Linked DNA regions of Homo sapiens: region 2 is linked to region 1. The links are chromatin loops, found by intact Hi-C in ENCODE. Cell type or tissue: heart left ventricle. All regions are shown on one strand. Links, peaks and the distances in the headings refer to the core of each region. The heading gives the core; the rest is flanking DNA.

What was found. Peaks named below come from ENCODE experiments on the same cell type or tissue, not always from the same donor. Only the 100,000 strongest peaks of a DNase experiment are listed, where the experiment ranks them.
Region 2: a loop joins it to region 1, with 2.6 times the contacts of the local background. A loop is called at or near these places in 24 of 110 quality-filtered maps.

What each region holds. Positions count from the first base shown.
Region 1 is chr7:134,673,456-134,676,374 of GRCh38, forward strand. All of the region lies in intron 2 of BPGM (bisphosphoglycerate mutase), which reads left to right. The region is part of intron 1 of LOC124901750 (a long non-coding RNA gene); the gene reads right to left. Among named protein-coding and RNA genes, the nearest start is that of BPGM, 28 kb to the left of the region's middle. In heart left ventricle, for the core only: no CTCF peak of the experiment used is centred there; no DNase peak of the experiment used is centred there.
Region 2 is chr7:135,186,107-135,189,025 of GRCh38, forward strand. It overlaps WDR91 (WD repeat domain 91), which reads right to left. Exons shown (of 15, transcript NM_014149.4): 13 at 2,327-2,439; 14 at 866-1,063; 15 at 1-209. The coding sequence ends at 45. Among named protein-coding and RNA genes, the nearest start is that of CYREN, 17 kb to the left of the region's middle. RefSeq lists enhancers at 948-997, 2,379-2,598, 2,639-2,768. In heart left ventricle, for the core only: no CTCF peak of the experiment used is centred there; a DNase peak (open chromatin) is centred at 965.

The DNA of each region.
Region 1 (2,919 bases), core at 122-2,621:
GAGTGCTGCTATTAAACAGGGGACCTGTTGGATCCGGTTAGATCTGAGGCCATGGTCAAACAAGTGAATCCCATGTATACCCAAGCCCCTTGCTGAAGACCTGGAACTCGTTTCTAAAGTCACAGACAACAACCCCTAAACATGGCCCATCATAATCGCAGTGTGTTAGCTGGGGATCAGACAAACTTATTCATTCCCTTTACCAGTCGTGGGAACACTGGATGGCATCAGCAGATGTCCATTTAGGACCCAGCCTTTCACGAGGGCAGAGCATTCATATAAACATTCTTCTCTCTCCTCCTCAGTAGTCGTGGAAATAACCATGGATAAGTCACCTGACCAGGGTTTAAATCCTGGGGATTTGGTAGTTTAAAAAGGTCCATTTTTACTGCCTTAATAGTCCTGTGAGTAGAGCAGGTTTTTATTTAACCACTCTGGATCTGTTTCCTTTTTTTTTTTTTTTTTTTTTTAAATTGAGACAGAGTCTTGCTGTGTCACCCAGGCTGGAGTGCAATGGCACAATCTCGGTTCACTGCAACCTCCACCTCCCAGGATCAAGCAATTCTCCTGCCTCAGCCTCCCAAGTAGCTGGGATTACAGGCGTCCACCACCACGCCTGGCTAATTTTTGTATTTTTAGTAGAGACAGGGTTTCACCATGTTGCCCAGGCTGGTCTTGAACTCCTGACCTCAAGTGATCCACCCACCTCAGCCTCCCAAAGTGCTGAGATTAGAGGCATGAGCCACTGCGCCCAGCCCTGTTTACTATTTTTTAACATCTTTATTGCGTTATAATTCACATACTATGCAATTCGCCATTTAAAGTATACAATTAAATGGCTTTTAGTGTATTCACAAAATTGTAAATCCATTACCACAATCAATGTTGGAACATTTTCACTACCCTAAAAAGAAACCCAGTGCCCCTTAGCTGTTATCACCCCCCCAGTTCCTCCCCTATTCCACCCAGCCCTGGGCAACAACTAATCTACTTTGTGTCACTATAGATTCACCTGTTGTGGACATTTCATGTAAATGGACTTATGCAGTAAGTGGTCCTTTGTGACTGGCTTCTTTTATTTAGTAGCATCATGCTTTCAAGATTCATCCAAGAACCTTGTTGTGGTTTGGTTCAGTACTTCATTCCTTTTCATTGCCAAATAATATTCTATTGTATGGATATACCACATTTAATTTATCTGTTCATTAGTTAATGGACATTTGTGTTGTGTTCACTTTTTGACTATTATGAGTAATGCTGCTATGAAGGTTTGTGTACAAGTTTTGTATAGACTCATATTTCACTTCTCTTGGGTATATGCTTAGTAGTGGAATTGCTGGGTCATATGGTAGATCTGTGTTTAACAAAAGGAATTGCCAGACTGTTTTCGAAAGAGGCTATAGCCTTTTGCATACCTGATTTTACAGTGTATTATGATTCCAGTTTCTCCACATCCTTATTCACACTTGTTTATAATCTGACTTTTTATTGTTGCCATCCTAGAGGGTACAAAGTAGTATCTCATTGTGGTTTTGATTTGCATTTCCTTGATAGCTAGTAATATTAAGCCTATTTTTATGTACTTATTGACCTTTTGTATATCTTTGGAGAAATGGCTGTTTAAACCTTTTGCCCATTTTTAAATTTGATCATTTGTCTTTTTATTATTGGAGACAGTTCTTATATCTGATAAGGAACTTGTATCTAGACTATATATGATATACAAATTTTTCTCCCATTCTCTGGGTTGCCTTTTTATGTTCTTAATAGTGTCCTTTGAAGCACAAACATTTTTAATTTTTATATACCCAGTTTATTTTTTTCTTGTGTATGCTTTTGGTGTCATATCTGAGAAACCATTAATTAACTCAAGGTGATGAAGACTTTACTCCTATGGCTTTTTTTCTAAAAATTTTTACAATTTTAGCTCTTGACTCTAAGTCTTTGATTCATTTTGAGTTAATTTTTATATAAAGTATGAGTCAGGGGTCCAACTTCATTCTTTCACATATGGATATACAGTTATCCCAGTACTATTTGTTGAAAAGATTATTGTTTCTGCATTTCATTGTCTTGGCACACTTGTTGGAAATCAATTGATAAAAAATATGAGGGTTTATTTTGGGTTCCCAATTCTATTTCATTGATCTGTGTGTATCTTGATTACTATAGCTTTGTAGTAAGTTTTGAAATCAGGAACTATGAGTCCCTTGGTTTATTTCTTCTTTTTCAAGATTGTTTTGGCTATTCTGAGTACCTTAGATTTCCATATGAACTTTAAGATCAGTTTGTCAATTTATACAAAAAAGTCCATTGAGATTTTTGATAGGATTGTATTGAATCTGTATGTTAATTTAGGAAATATTGCCCTCTTAACAGTGTTATGTCTTCTAATCCATAAATACATATTTAGGTTTTCTTTCATTTGAACACTGTGTTGTAGTAGTCAGAGTATAGTTTTGTACTTCTTAGGTTAAATTTATTTTTAGCATTTTATTCTTTTTGATGTTATTATAAATAGAATTGTTTGCTTAATCTTTCATGTTGCTTATTGCTACTGTATTAAAAACCCAATTTCCTTTTCTGTATTGTTCTTATATCTGCAGCCTTGCTGAGTTTATTAGTTCTAACAGGTTTTTGGTGGGATCATACCATCTGCAAATAGAGATAGTTTTACTTCTTCCTTTCCAATCTGGGTGCCTTTTATTTCATTGTCTTGCCTAGTTGCCCTAGCTAGGATCTTAAATACAATGTTGAATAGAAGTAGAATGTTCAGTCATTCTACAATAAAGTCCTAGGTTCAAGAACTTAAGATTAATAGTTGGTGACACTGCAAAGGCACACATCTATGAGTGGTGAATCCAAGATGCTGATAGATATATACACTCATAGTTTCTACTTCTGGTAAGCTTTAGTCAA
Region 2 (2,919 bases), core at 1-2,500, 510 kb after region 1:
CCGCAGATAATACTGCTTCCTCGGGTGGCCCTTGGGGCAAGTCATCAGGCTTTATGGGCCAGGAGGGTGGTCAGCTTGATCTTGCCATCCATGGAGGCGGTGAGGCAGGTCCCACAGTCCATGGCAGTGCTCCAGTCCACGGTGACCACAGGGGCTCGGTGGCCACCTAGGCTCAAGCAGCTCTCCAGAACCTTCTCATCGCCACCCAGCTGCAAGAGGACAGGAAAGAGGAGGAGGTGTCAGCAAACACCAGTTACACACACTTGATCCACTTTCAGTGGCCTACCTGAGGATGTGCCTGAGGCCAGACACACATGCCCACCTTTCCAGAAAGTCTGTTTAACTTTTTGAACCAGGAAATGCTTGCACTTTCCCAACTACAGCTGGTCCATCTGAAGTGGAAAACAAGTCCCTGAGCGGCTCCTTAAAAAAAGGCATTTTCTCAGCTGCCTTGAACTTGCTGTGGGCTGGTGCCTCTTGCACGCACACTGGTTGTTCTCACTACAGCATCACTTCTCACTACCTGGCAGGTGCTCATGAATCTGCTTATTTGTTGAAGGTTCATGTCCCATACTGGGGAATGCAAGCTGCAGGAGAGCAGGGCCTCGGGCAGCTCTCTCCTGCCGGGGGGCCAGCCTGCCACACCCAGAACAGTGCTGGCCACAGGGGAGCCTTCAGTTAGTGCAGAAACATGGCTCTCCTCTGAACCCCAGCACTAGCTAGCCAGCGATCCTTTGTCAAAGGCATCTCCACAGCCATGCAGCTCGGGGTAGAGGGCCTCGCTCAGTAGCCATGGCCCAGACCTCCAGGGAGGAACCCCTGCCCACCACAATACCACTACCTCCCACCCCCAACCATCAGTTACCTTGTAGATGACGCCGCCTGTGGCAGAACATGTCAGCATGTAATTTCCCTCCGAGTCAAAAGCGAAGAGTCGGCCCCTGGGGACTTGAACCTGCTTGTAGCCGCTGTATCCAGACAGCACAAAGGGGCCCGTGGCATCTGAGGGGAGGCTGTACTCGGATACCTTGAGGCCACTCTTGTGGATGTTCCACTGGATGAACTGCAGTCACAGGGCACAAGCAGGGTGCTCGCAGCGGAGCTGGCCAATGCAGGCCTCAAGGAAGAGCCAGGACCCACCCCACAGCAGAGGCTGGCGAGGGCGACCCGCCTCCCCCAGCCACAGTGCTGACATCCTTGAAAAGCCTTTCAAGTGCCAGAGGCAGAAAAGTGGGTGAGAGGTCTACAGGTCCTATCTCTGGTCAACATGATTTAAGCATTTTTTAGGGAAGAAAATCTAGAAAAAGAGGCAGCAACCTCACATTAAAGTCCAACCCTTCTCTTTCTCTCTGGCCTGACCCTAGGAGAGGAAAAGGGACAGCAAGTGGCTTTGCCTGGATTCCTGGTCTCTCAAGCAGGAGGAATGCTTCAAGTGACATATTATTATTATTATTATCAGAGTTAGACCCCAACTAGATTTTTCTATCCTAGGAACAAGGTACAGAGGACAAAGTCCACATATATTTCCAGTGTTTCAGGCATATAATCAATTGAACACTGGGCGATGCCATTATAAACTCAGCTTCTTATCATAGCAGACATCATCCCTTAGCCTACCCTACGGACAGGATACTTGGCTGTGACCACCTCTTCACTGAGCATCCCACATAACAAGGAAGTCGAGCTTTAATGTAAAAGTCCCTTCCCAAACTTTTCAAATGAAGAATTTATTTTGTAGTTACTCCTTTCAAGGGATAAAAAGATAGACAGTGTCCAATCCCAAAAGTCCAGGCAGGCACACATGGAAAGGGCATCCTTCTCCCATCTCTGCCCCTGCCAGCTCCCCCTCTGAGGCAGTCACTATTCCTAGTTCCTAACCCTCCACAGAGGGAATCTACCAGGGGCATGTACTTTTCCTTTTTTTCTGGCTTCTTGTTTACATCTCTGGGCTCTGCTGGGGTCTGTACACATCTAAGAAGCTGTACCCAGCCACTCAGCAAACTACACATCCATGAGTGGTCCTGGGACCACTCACTACCAAGCCCAGCAAAGCAAACTCAGCCCTAAATCCAGACCCCACAGATACATCTATGGTAAGATGAGTAATTTTTGGTACTTCCTTTCATAAGGATAGCCAACTCCCACTGAATTCACTAAAACCTCGCAAAGATTGTAAGACGAATTACTAGTTTATCCCTATTCTACAGATAACAAAGCTGCAAAAAGAGGCCCCAGGTTGCAGAGCTAGTAACAGGTATGGCCACAACCTGCAGCCGGCCCACATGTCATCCCGGTGCTCTCTTATCTGAATCCTGCAGCCGCCTACCTTCCCGTCCTCGCCGATGCTGTACACGGTGTTCTCATCATAGCTGAACTCCACAGAGTAGACCTCCCCGTAGTGGGCCCTCCAGCTCATCGCGCACTCATGCTGCTGCATGTCTGAGGCAATGAGACACGGCCACTCACATCCTGGCCAGGGCTCTGCAGAAGGAATCTGCCTGCAGCAGGAGGCCCCCTCACCCTCTACTCAGGCTGACAGCTGTTCTGGAAGCCAAGGGCAGGCACCCAGGACCCAATGAGCGCCATAAAGCTGCCCCTGCCCAAGAGGTCAGGCTGCTTCTAAGCCTCAGAGGCAGCTTCTTTCACCAGGTCAGAAGTGAGGCTCAGGAGTCCCTGGGGGGAGCTCACCTGGGGAGCCCTAAGTCTAGGAAGACACCTGAGAAACTCCCCTCTGTAACTTCCCCATGTGCCCTGGGAATCCCCTAAAGATACAGTTGCCTTGCCCCAGCCCAGGCTCTGGGGATGTCTCCTGGGGACAGAGCCCAACCTGGGGATTTCTACACAGCATGCCAGGTGATTCTGATGTATGCCTCTGGTTAAGGAGCACTGTTCTGATGCTTTTGAGAATCAACTACCCAC